4 separate regions of the Homo sapiens genome follow, and all the other regions are linked to region 1. Evidence: chromatin contacts called from ENCODE Hi-C or POLR2A ChIA-PET data. All regions are on one chromosome and are shown on one strand. The core of a region is the stretch at or near the end of the contact, and the rest is flanking DNA. Distances in the headings are between cores, read along the strand shown.

Region 1 (2,787 bases), core at 54-2,553:
ACTGAGACTCCAACTTTTTTTTCTTTAAAACTAGTCAAGTGTAATAGTGAGAAGGGGGAAAGAGTAGAACAGAGTTCAGTCTGTAACTGACTGTGAACAATCAATTGAGATAACTCCCTACCTTTCAGACGAGCTGAGACTCTAGCTTTTTTGAAAGAGAGGCATTACCTAGCCTGTATCAGCTAGGATCTGGTTCTGTTGTGAGTGGCAGACTTCCCACAACAGTAGTGGCCTAAAGAATATAGAAGTTTCTCCCTCTCATTTGGAATGTAGTCCAAGTAAAACAGGCCATGTTGCTTTAGTGGCTCCACAGGACTAGACCATGGGTCTCTTGACTTATTAGGATGATGTGATAGAAGTTTATCATTTGTAAGTAAGAGCAGAGAGGACTTGGGGAAAGTCAGCTAAATTTTAAAATAATTCAGTTTCTCAACAAGTTACTAACTCCTTTTGGAAGACTGTGAGGTGGACAGCAAAGAATGGCCATTCTTTCTTAAACAGCCTAATCTGGCTGGGATGGTAACATTTGAAAAATCACTAACAACATTTTTCAAAGAAAAGTAACCAGAAATACTATTATATATTCTGAACAGATATGCCAAAAAGTTACTGAAAGGAGTAGTGAATAAATGTGAATCAGGATATGCAATGTGGAGCTGAATTTTGAAGAAATTGGTGGGTCTTAAACTAGGAAGGTGAGGGATCAAGAGTGACTTGGCATACTGTTGCAAGCGCACATAGGATATAGCCAAGTCATTCAATCTTTGCTTTTTTTTTTTTTTTTGAGACAGAGTCTCACTCTGTCGCCCAGGCTGGAGTGCAATGGTGTGATCTCGGCTCACTGCCACCTCTGCCTCCCAAGTTCAAGCAGGTGGGGCAGCTTACACCTATAATCCCAGCACTTTGGAAGGCTGAGGTGGGAGAATTGCTTGAGGCCAGGAGTTCAGAACCAGTCTGGGCAACAAAGCAAGACCCTGTATCTACCACTGCTCCCCGCCAAAAAAGAAAAAGCCAGGTATAGTGGCACACGCCTGCAATCTCAGCTACTCTGGAGGCTGAGACGGGAGGATTGCTTGAGCCAAGGAGTTTGAAGCTGTAATGAGCTATGATCGCACCACTGCACTACAGCCTGGGTGACAGAGCGAGACCTGTCTCAACCAAAAACTGAAAACTAAAGTCAGAGATGGAGGATGTCAGGTTTCAAGCACCAACTTGTTGCACCCTTGCTGCTTGAAAACAGAGGTAAAGACTGAGTGTAGCTTCTAGCACCTGAGAACAGACCCTGATTGGCAGCCAGCCAGAAAACAGAAACCTTAGTCCTACAACCACAGGAACTGAAACCTGTCGATAAGAATAAGCTTTGAAGTGGATTTTCCACAGAGCCTCTGATAGAACTTAGCCTGGCAAACTACATTTTAGCCAATATGATAATCTTAGAAGAGAATCCTGCCACATTGTGCTGGATTTCTGATTTACAAAACTGAACTGATAAAAACGGACATTGTTTTAAGTATTAATTTTTGTGATGTTATTCAACAATAGAAAATTAGTACCTTTATTAAAGATTTAAACAAAACAAAATGTTCTAATGGCCAATTATAAAGTAATTGTTTAAACAGGCAAGTTCTATAGTTACCTTGAAATGTTCTTTTTTTTTTTTTTAAAAAAAAAAAGACCAAGTCTCACTCTGTCACCTAGGCTGGAGTGCAGCAGTGCAATCTTGGCTCACCACAACCTCCGCCTTCCCTGTTCAAGCGATTCTCCTGCCTCAGCCTCCAAAGTAGCTGGGATTACAGGCGCCCGCCACCATGCCCGGCTAATTTTTGTATTTTTAGTAGAGACGGGGTTTCACCAGGTTGGCCAGGCTGGTCTCGAACTCCTGAGCTCAAGTAATCCACCCGCCTTGGCCTCCCAAAGTGCTGGGATTACAGGCTTGAGCCACCGTGCCTGGCCTCTTAAAATGTTCTTAACGTGACAGGAGACACAACTTCATTCACAGTAATTAGAAATAAATATCACCTAACTTGTTTGACCATCAATTTGTTTCTGATTAATTATAGGAAGTCAATCTGGAGAAACAGTCAGATGTGGTCAATTCCATTAATCTTATTAAAACTCATTATTTCTTATCTTCCTTTAAAGGGAATTTCCTGAGAAGTTATCTTCCCACTCATTTCTTTCCTCCAGCTACAGTTAGCAGAGAAGGCATAAAGTACTCACTTCAGTTTGTATAACTCTAATGAGGCAAAATAAATGCTGCTGCGTTTTAGCTATGACACCAAACTGACGACAGCGCTCCAAAAAAGTATCTAAAGAAGGGTCAATTCTTCTTTGCAGTTTACTCCAAAAAAGAGTCAGTTCCCTATAAAAAAAGAAGATCATGGTAAAACATTTAAAGTAACTGGTATTTGCTGCCCTGCCCCCGGCAACCCAATTTTTTGATCTGTAGAAAGCTGACAGTAGAGAAAACAAAAACTAGATTAAAAGCTGTCTATATTCACCACTGCTTTCTCCCAAACTGATAAAATTGTTAAGAATCCTCCGTAACAATTCCCTGACTTCTCTCTTGTGTTTAGGGGGAAAAATAAAAACAAAACACTACCTCCTTAACAGTGGCATTTAAAAAAAACTTATTTAGATCCCATGTTGTTCTAAAAGGTTTTATCCTTCACACTGGTGATTAATATACTGATTGAATTAAGCCCTGTCCTAATGGGCAGAAATAATCAGCCATCACTAAATTAACAACGAAATATATATACAACAAAGACACTCTAATGGTACACT
Region 2 (3,098 bases), core at 256-2,755, 170 kb after region 1:
ACTGAAAAAACTAGCATTCCCTCACAGACTTTGGTAGTGCTGAAGTCTAAGAAACCTGTGGACCCCATGCTGGAGAGAGAAAGTGGGAGGGAGGGAGGGAGGGAGGAAGGATTCACTAACCGTTTTGCTCCAGGCCAGTCCGGTGGTATGGAACTCCTTAATGTAAGCCTGCAGCTCTGTCCATATACTTAAATAAGCTTTGACCCAGTCTACATGCTTCTTATCCCTGGGAGGATTAAAGAAGAACTTGTCACAGGTGATCCGGGTACATAACAGTGGTGACTCCAGAACCCTTCTTTCCTATGGGCTCACATTCTCCTACCCGTGGTGTTTCTTAGGCTCCGCTCAATGGCAGCTTTTCTATCATCACCAGCTTCTATGTATATACAACCTAGTCTATTACCCTAATCAGACCAAACTCCACTAAGATAGAGACTCTGGATTCTATCTCTATCTCTCATAGCAATGTTTCTCAAACTGTTTTAAGTACCAAAACTTTTTTTTTTCTTTTGACCACTTGCTGCTTATTGAAACTTTTTTCAAAGTAGACCTTAAACACAATCTAATATGTAAAACTGATAAAAGCAGACATTCTGTGCATAAAACCATGGTAGAGAGGAGAGCTCTTAAGTATCACTGTGGAACTCTAAAGACTAAGAAACTTAACTGCCTTATGAGACAATGCCTTATGTCAAAATATGCCCACCCTGACCAAAAGCAAACTTAAAAACTTTCCCTTAGGGGGAAACAATCAGCCTTAAATTATAGAAATAGCATTGTGCCTACGGTTCAAGTCCCCTCTCTTCTTATGTATTAACTGGGAAGGTTATTTAGCCTAAGACCTAGTTTCCTCAACTGTAAAGTGATGGGATAATGGTGGGATATATCAAAACACTGTCATGCTTAATTCCATGTTGCTAGAAGGATAAGGAAGTGCCTGTTGTTCTGGGACACATTTCACTCACAGGAAGGTGTAGTTTTCCTTAAAAAGAGTAGTTAATAAATGTTTGTTGATTGATGAAGGATGGAAGAAAGGAAAGGCTTGTGTAGATATGCAACTTAATAAATTTTGCCTGCAATCATTCCAGCTCAAAACCAGCAATGGAGAAGTCAGAACTGGTAGACGTATGTGGTTAGACATGCAATGACTGCCCTACGTAATACCTGCATTGGCTAGGCAGCCTTACTCTCACTTTAACTGACTTCATGAAAAATTTCTATTAAGTCCTATTGAACCCTTTGCCATTGGGCCAGTAACAAATTCTCAACAAAGGAACAAAATCTTATATAAAGGGCATTAGTCCATGTTACTGCCAGCAAAACTTCCTAAACCCAGAAGGGTAAGGATCAGAAGACTAAAAGGGCCTCTACCAAAAAAGGAGAGAAAGCAGAAGTGGAAGCAGAAGTATTTCCTGCTTGCAAATGCAGCTGTGAGACAATATCTGTAAAGCTCTCCAGAAAGCAGCCCTGAGATAAAACCAGCACAGTGGCTAAGGGCAGCCCTCAGTAACTCCAAAGTGCTACTCCAGCAAGTAACCAAATGGGTTTATCCTTTACCCCTTGAGAAAAAGCTGAACTTGGCTGGGCACAGTGGCTCACACCTGTAATCCCAGCACTTTGGGGAGACCAAGGCAGGAGAATCATTAGAGACCAGCCTGGGAAACAGTGAGACCTCATCTCTACGAAAAAATTAGAAAATTAGCCAGGCATGGTGGAGCGTGCCTGAAGTCCCAGCTACTTGGAGGACTGAGGTGGGAGGATTGTTTGAGCTGGGAGGTTGAGGCTGCAATGAGCTGTGATTGTGCCACTGTACTTCAGCCTGGGTGACAACGCAAGACACTGTCTCAGAAAAGAAAAAAAGAGAGAAAAGGCTGAACTTACACATCTTTGTACTCTTTGAGGACTCGGTTTGTATAAAACATGGCGGCATCATTCATTTCTTTCACATAAGGGCCAGGCTTGGGAGCCTAGAGAGAGACAAGCTGTCAGTGACTCAGGACCTCTCCAACTATATTGCCTTCCCTCTTAAAATCTATACCCACCCCCAGCCCTGGAATCTGCGCTGCTCACCATAGCCACCCAGCCCAGGGCCTGGATACTTTCGCTGACAGCTGACAGGTGATTAAACAACTTGCTGCCTCGGTTCTTCTCCCGAAAGGTTATCACTTCTTTGATCTGCTCTGAGATGGGTGCCAACAAATCGGAAAGCTTATTCTAGGAAAAGATACAAGAAAAGATTCAGGTTAACATCTTTCCACAAAGGTGTCTATGCCTTCTGATCCTGAAGGCAAGAATTCTCTATGGACTCTAGTGAGCACCCAAATAAACTGCATGAGTCCTGTCCTGATTCCTAAGGCTAAAATACTGCTCATCATCTCACTCTCCTCGTAGAGTTCCAACTCCTCAGGCTGCACCTGATGGTTCTTCATGATCAGGACCCATACTTCAGCTATACCACAGAACCTCCATTTCAGCCACCTGTCTCTTTTTTGTTCCACTCAGAGGACATACACTCAGGACATCATTCCTGTGCCTTACTCATGATGTTCTCTTTTTTTCCCATGAATCCAAATTTTCCTCATGCTTCATGAGGGCCCTCCAACCCAGCCACACCAGCCTCCTACAGCATTTGTTGTCAGCATAACCAATCTTGGCATTTTATCACTCACCAATACAAACTATTAATGGACCCATGTGAATATGTTTTACTTTCTCATTAATTCTTCAAAGACGAGCTCTTTTATCATCATGAAAGCCCCCAATGCATTGCCAGCCATATAGTAGCTGCTGTAAAGAACTGATGAATCAAATGCAATTAGGGGGCTTAGTCTGGGCATGGTGACCCACGCCTGTAATCCCAGCACTTTGGGAGGCCAAGGCAGGAGAACTGCTTGAGACCAGGAGTTCAAGACAGACTGAACAACACAGCACAACTTTGTCTCTACAAATAATAAAAAGAATTAGGGCCAGGCATGGTGGCTCACGCCTGTAATCCCAGCACTTTGGGAGGCCAAGGTGGGCAGATCGCTTGAGTCCAGGAGTTTAAGATCAGCCTGGGCAACATGGGGAAACCCCATCTCTATAAAAATACAAAAATC
Region 3 (2,776 bases), core at 185-2,684, 230 kb after region 1:
TGTACTAAATTACAAATTTAACCATCATCAACCCATACCACACGATTCTAAGAGAAAAGAGAAAGAAAATTACTTTAAAAATATATCTGACTTTCTGCATATTACTATAAGTAAGTTATACCTCAATAAAGGAGAAAAAATATCCATGACACAGCAAGGAAGGAATACTGGTAGAAGCTACAGTCCTCATTCATGGAACTGATCATGGTACTTATGACTTCTCTCATCCCCCACCCAATCACATTGTCTTGCCATTGATTGGCCAGCACATCAGTTGGTTTAGCGCTTTGCCAGGTAGGTTGTGGAACTCAGCCTTCAAGGTAGCACCAAATGACTCTCACCTCTTGATCCATGCCTTTGTGTAGTCCCCTCCCATATTAGGTATATCCTAGAATATTTTAGATTGTTGGAATTATAGCCCTTCCCCAGCATAGCTACATCTTCTGCTCTAAGTTGATCAGTTTCTATCACTTTAGTAAACTATTTATCTGTCTGGTTTCAGCTCTTTCTTCACTCTGGACCCTGGAGATGTTTTTTTTCTTCCAACTTCATTCTACATTTCTTTAAATTTTGGCCAGCATTTCTTTTTCTTTCTTTCTTTCTTTTTTTTTTTTTTTTTTTTTTTTTTGAGGTGGAGTCTCACTCTTGTAGCCCAGGCTGGAGTGCAGTGGCGCCATCTCAGCTCACCACAACCTCCACCTCCCAGGTTCAACCAACTCTCCTGCCTCAGCCTCCCAAGTAGCTGAGATTACAGGCACCTGCCACCACATCCGGCTAATTTTTGTATTTTTAGTAGAGAAGGGGTTTCGCCATATTGGCCAGGCTGGTCTCAAACTCGTGACCTCAGGCGATCCACCCGCCTTGGCCTCCCCAGGTGTTGGGATTACAGACGTGAGCCACTGTGCCCAGTCTGGCCAGCATTTCTAAATATTTATTACAAGAACATCTTCAGATTATATAGTCAGCAGATGTTGAATTGAATGTTCTGTGTGTTTACTTTTCTGTCTCTCCAACTAGACTACGAGCTTCATAGATTGTCTTGCTCATAATTGTGTTCCCATAAACTAGCACTGTGGCTGGTACATAGTAGGCATTCATTACATGTGTGTTGAATGAATGAATGTAACCAGGGAAGGGATGAATGCCATAACCGGACATGAATTGTCTCCTTTTGGAAGGAGTTGAGTGCATTTTTTGCTTGCATATGAGATAGTTACAAAAATAAAGAAATTAATTGATTAATGAAGATATATCAGACTTGCCCATTTAAGATTATCATTCAGAATTGTCTACTGTTGATAATGAAACCTCAAGAGTTGCATTTTACATATTATTGCTTGGCCCACAAATACAGTGGTTATTTGAGTTTTACTTCTTCTTATATGTTATTTTTAAGCCTTGAAAGTCTCCAGAGGAAGTGGAATTTGGTTATGCTGACCTAGTTATAACACTGACTCGACATGGCTTTCTCTATGTCAGGGTAATAGAAATAAAATTTATTTCTGTGAATATATCATTTGCATTGGCATTTATAGAGCTTAGTATTTAATTGATGACTATTTTAGTGATTGACTTGAAAATTTACATTGTTTAGAATAGGTATCCCTTAGACTGTGGAGTCATAGACCTGGTCAATTTCATGATCAAAAAAGAATTCTTGAATTAGACTCAATCAATTTAGTAAACTATTTCACTTTAAAAAAAAAGAATTCTCAATTGTCTTTTTCAAACATGTGTTTACCCTCATCTTCCATTTTTCTTTATTCTTTCTCTTTTTTTTTTTTTTTTTTGAGATGGAGTTTTGCTCTTGTCGCCCAGGCTAGAGTGAAATGGCACAATCTTGGCTCACTGCAACCTCCACCTCCTGGGTTCAAGCGATTCTCCTACCTCAGCCTCCCGAGTAGCTAGGATTACAGCCGTGTGCCACCACACTCAGCTAATTTTTTGTATTTTTAGTAGAGATGGGGTTTTACCATGTTAGCCAGGCTGGTCTCGAACTCCTGACCTCAAGTGATCCTCCCGTCTCGGCCTCCCAAAGGGCTGGGATCACAGGCATGAGCCACTGCGCCCAGCCATCTTCCTTTTTTCTGTAATTTCATCTACTAGGTCAGGCCAAACTCTAGGAAGCAACCTTCAATCCTCTTTTCCTCCCATCTCTCAACCCCCACCCCACCCACCTCACGTTCAATTCTTTAGCAGTCCTGTTGTCTCTCCCTTCAAAAGATATCCAGGATCCAACCACTTATCAGAAGTCCCACCTACCAACGCTAAACCCACATCATCTCCTGCCTACACCACTGCAATACCCCCTTAACTCATTTGCCTGCTTTTACTCTTGTCCCCACTATCAGCTCTCCACACAACAGCTAGGGGAACTTTTCAAAATACAAATCAGATCACATCAGATATATAGTCACAGGTCAATTTAAAAGACAGCTTCCAGCCTGGCCAACATGGCAAAACCTTGTCTCTACTAAAAATATGAAATTTAGTTGGGTGTGATGGCCAGCGCCTGTAATCCCAGCTACTCAGGAGGCTGAGACAGAAGAATTGCTTAAACCCTGGAGGCCGAGGTTGCAGTGAGCCAAAATCAGCCACTGCAATCTAGCCTGGGTGACAGAGCGAGACTCCATCTCAAAAAAAAAAAAAGATAGCTGGAAAACATAGCTTCTGTGTCATCCCTGGCTATACTATAGCAAGCCAGGGGCCATCTCATTAAAAATGGTGTGATATTCCATCCCTAGCAAATTAATTTTTTTTTTTAAAAAAAGGAGGG
Region 4 (2,786 bases), core at 9-2,508, 170 kb before region 1:
ACAGCTTCTACATACGGAGTAACTACTGCTGCAAATTCCTCTTGCTGCTGAAACTTCCCCCACCACCAAAGCTGCCAGGATTAGAGGGGCTCTGGGATTGACAACTCAGCAGACAGAAAAGGGGAACTAGCGTGATGGAGGACTTCAAGCTACTACTAATATTATAATAATTATATCATTGAGTTCTAATCTATGGAGTTCCAAACAAATAAATATTGAGGAGGAAAAAACATTGATAAATTGATGGCTACCTATATTTAGACCTGCTGGCATAACGGACCTGTCAAAAAGTTCAACGGGCAGGCTACGCGAAGGGAGAGAACTTTCCCATCTTCCATCCAAATCCTGTGGAATCTATCTTGGAAACTTTTCCAGAATCTATCCATTTCTACCTAGACCTCATGTCTCACCTATAAGCATTCGTTCTTTTTTGTGTGTGTTTGTTTGTTTTGAGACGGAATCTCGCTCTGTCACCCAGGCTGGAGTGCAGTGGCGCGATCTCGGCTCACTGCAAGTTCCGCCTCCCGAGTTCACGCCATTCTCCTGCCTCAGCCTCCCGAGTAGCTGAGACTACAGGCGCCCGCGATCACGCCCGGCTAATTTTGTTTTTGTATTTTTAGTAGAGACGGGGTTTCACCTTGGTAGCCAGGATGGTCTCGATCTCCTGACCTAGTGATCCGCCCTTCTCGGCCTCCCAGAGTGCTGGGATTACAGGTGTGAGCCACCGCGCCCAACCAGCATTGGTTCTCTTAACATTATTTATTGTGTACCTATGTGCCAAGCAATTTGCCTGCTAAGTACTGGGGATACAAAGGCAGAGAAAATAAGGATGAGATTCCTCAATTCAAAAAGCTCACAGACTAACAAGCAATTAGTCTCCAGAATCCCACCACCAGAATAATCTTTCTAAAACACAAATCTGTACAGATCACACCTCTAAATATAAACCTTCCATGTAGTCTCATACACAAAGGTAAATATGTAAATTGGTGCACATTTTCTGAATAGCATATTCCAAACTAAGCTCTCAATCTCTTGCTACAAAATCTCTTCCTTTTTTCTTCATCTTAGTCAACTACACCTCCATCCATTCCATTGCGTCAGTCAGAAAATTATGCATCATGAAACCTCTCTCCTTCAGCCCCCACATCACCAAGACAAAAATATCTGTCAAATCAGTATCTCTTCTCTCCATCTGTATCACTATTTCTGTAATCTAAAGCCACCAGACTCTTTCGGACCACTGCAATAACCTCCTAATAGCTCTCTCTCCACTTTTACATTCTCTTCTCCCTTGAGCCCAAACCAAAACCATTCTCCACCAAACAGCCAACTTGAGCTCTTAAAGAAGCAAAGCCACATTGTGCTGCTTAAAATTCTTCTATTACTATTGGATTAAATAACAAAATCCTTAACATAGTTTCCAAGGTCTTAAAGGTCTAGCCCATGCCTCCTTCCGCAGCCTCTCAATTCCTATGGTAGCAGCCTTCTTTCATTTCCTCAAGGGACCAACATGTTCCTTCCTCAGGGCTTGCTGGACTTTGTACATGCTGCTCCTGCTGCCTAAAAAAACTCTTTCCCTAACTGCCAAATGCCACTTGCAGCCTGGCCAACTCCTATACATCACAAGGGTCTCAGCTGAAATGTTTCTTCCTCAAAGGAGTCTTTCCTTGGCTCCCCAGTCTAAACCCGACTGTAACATCTCTTCTACCCTTTCTTTTGGTTTTTACCTTACAGAAAATTTCAAACAAACGAAAGCAGAGCATAATTAACCATGAGCTTCAGCAATTATCAACTCCTAGCCAATTTTGTTTCAGCTATACTCCCACCCACTGCCCCTCAACTCCAACCTGGATTATTCTGAAGCAAATCCTAAATATCATACCATTTCATCTGTATATACTTCAGCATATATCTCTAAAAGATAAGGACTTTTTTTTTAAAGGTTATGAACTTTCATTTACCCTTTACTCTTTTTTTCACTCTTTCTTTTCTTTTCTTTTTTTTTTTTTGAGACAGGGTCTTACTCTCTCACCCAGGCTGGAGTGCAGTGGTGCGATCATAGCTCACAGCAGCCTTGGGCTGTCAGGCTCAGGCAATCCTCCCACCTCAGTCTCCCAAGTAGCTGGGACTAGATGCATGAGCCACCACGCTCAGCTGAATTTTTTATTTTTGTAAAGATGGGTCATTGAGTGGTGTTAAGAGTCAGGAAAAAAAAAAAAGAGAAAGAAAGAAAAGAAAAAAAAAAGAAATGGGCCAGGCACGGTGGCTCACGCCTGTAATCCCAACACTTTGGGAGGCAGAGGTGGACAGATGACCTGAGGTCAGGAGTTTGAGACAAGCCTGGCCAACATGGTGAAACCCCATCTCTACTAAAAATACAAAAAAAAAAAAAAAAAAAAATAGCCACACGTAGTGGCACATGCCTGTAGTCCCAGCTACTTGGGAGGCTAAGGCAGGAGAATCACGTGAGCCCAGGAGGCGGAGGTTGCAGTGGGCCGAGATCCCACCACTGCACTCCAGCCTGGGCAACAGAGCAAGGCTCTGTCTGAAAAAAATAAAAATAAAAATAAATCAATGAAATAAAAAAGAGACAGGGTCTCACTATGTTGCTCAGGCTGGTCTTGAACTCCTGGCCTCAAGTGATTTTCCTACTTTGGCCTCCCAAAGCACTGAGATTACAGGAGTGAGCCACTGTGCCTGGCCACCCTTTACTTTTTCTAAATCATACCATATTTTGTTACTATCTAATTATTTGATTGTTTAAGATGTCTTTCCCGCTTAAC

The links. Hi-C counts contacts between places; a loop is a spot of excess contacts on that map. ChIA-PET counts read pairs that join two places held with the same protein, here RNA polymerase II (POLR2A). Pooled maps may share reads with other maps.
Region 2: a loop to region 1 is called in a pooled map, with 2.9 times the contacts of the local background. The contact joins two enhancer-like sites. A Hi-C loop is called at or near these places in 1 of 168 maps with a recorded cell type or tissue (PC-3) and 2 of 50 pooled maps. POLR2A ChIA-PET finds 5 or more read pairs at or near these places in 9 of 52 experiments (AG04449, GM12878, HepG2 and 6 more).
Region 3: a loop to region 1 is called in a pooled map, with 4 times the contacts of the local background. The contact joins two enhancer-like sites. A Hi-C loop is called at or near these places in 2 of 37 single-sample maps with no recorded cell type and 2 of 50 pooled maps. POLR2A ChIA-PET finds 5 or more read pairs at or near these places in 1 of 52 experiments (activated CD8-positive, alpha-beta memory T cell).
Region 4: a pooled map shows a loop between it and region 1 (5-fold over the local background). The contact joins two enhancer-like sites. A Hi-C loop is called at or near these places in 1 of 168 maps with a recorded cell type or tissue (naive thymus-derived CD4-positive, alpha-beta T cell), 6 of 37 single-sample maps with no recorded cell type and 6 of 50 pooled maps. POLR2A ChIA-PET finds 5 or more read pairs at or near these places in 9 of 52 experiments (GM12878, HepG2, OCI-LY7 and 5 more).

What each region holds. Positions count from the first base shown.
Region 1 is chr1:40,231,092-40,233,878 of GRCh38, reverse strand. RLF (RLF zinc finger) reads right to left here. Exons shown (of 8, transcript NM_012421.4): 7 at 2,221-2,362. Among named protein-coding and RNA genes, the nearest start is that of TMCO2, 15 kb to the left of the region's middle. Within about 2 kb of position 1,303, at least 2 of the 41 ENCODE cell types and tissues checked have a DNase peak (open chromatin) inside an H3K27ac peak, as active enhancers do; they include OCI-LY7, where a contact is called at or near this core.
Region 2 is chr1:40,063,343-40,066,440 of GRCh38, reverse strand. CAP1 (cyclase associated actin cytoskeleton regulatory protein 1) reads right to left here. Exons shown (of 13, transcript NM_006367.4): 5 at 2,071-2,214; 6 at 1,882-1,967; 7 at 121-226. Among named protein-coding and RNA genes, the nearest start is that of CAP1, 24 kb to the right of the region's middle. Within about 2 kb of position 1,505, at least 5 of the 41 ENCODE cell types and tissues checked have a DNase peak (open chromatin) inside an H3K27ac peak, as active enhancers do; they include OCI-LY7, where a contact is called at or near this core.
Region 3 is chr1:40,001,974-40,004,749 of GRCh38, reverse strand. No RefSeq gene overlaps it. Among named protein-coding and RNA genes, the nearest start is that of CAP1, 37 kb to the left of the region's middle. Within about 2 kb of position 1,434, at least 2 of the 41 ENCODE cell types and tissues checked have a DNase peak (open chromatin) inside an H3K27ac peak, as active enhancers do.
Region 4 is chr1:40,398,928-40,401,713 of GRCh38, reverse strand. The region is part of intron 1 of SMAP2 (small ArfGAP2); the gene reads right to left. Among named protein-coding and RNA genes, the nearest start is that of SMAP2, 27 kb to the right of the region's middle. Within about 2 kb of position 1,258, at least 3 of the 41 ENCODE cell types and tissues checked have a DNase peak (open chromatin) inside an H3K27ac peak, as active enhancers do.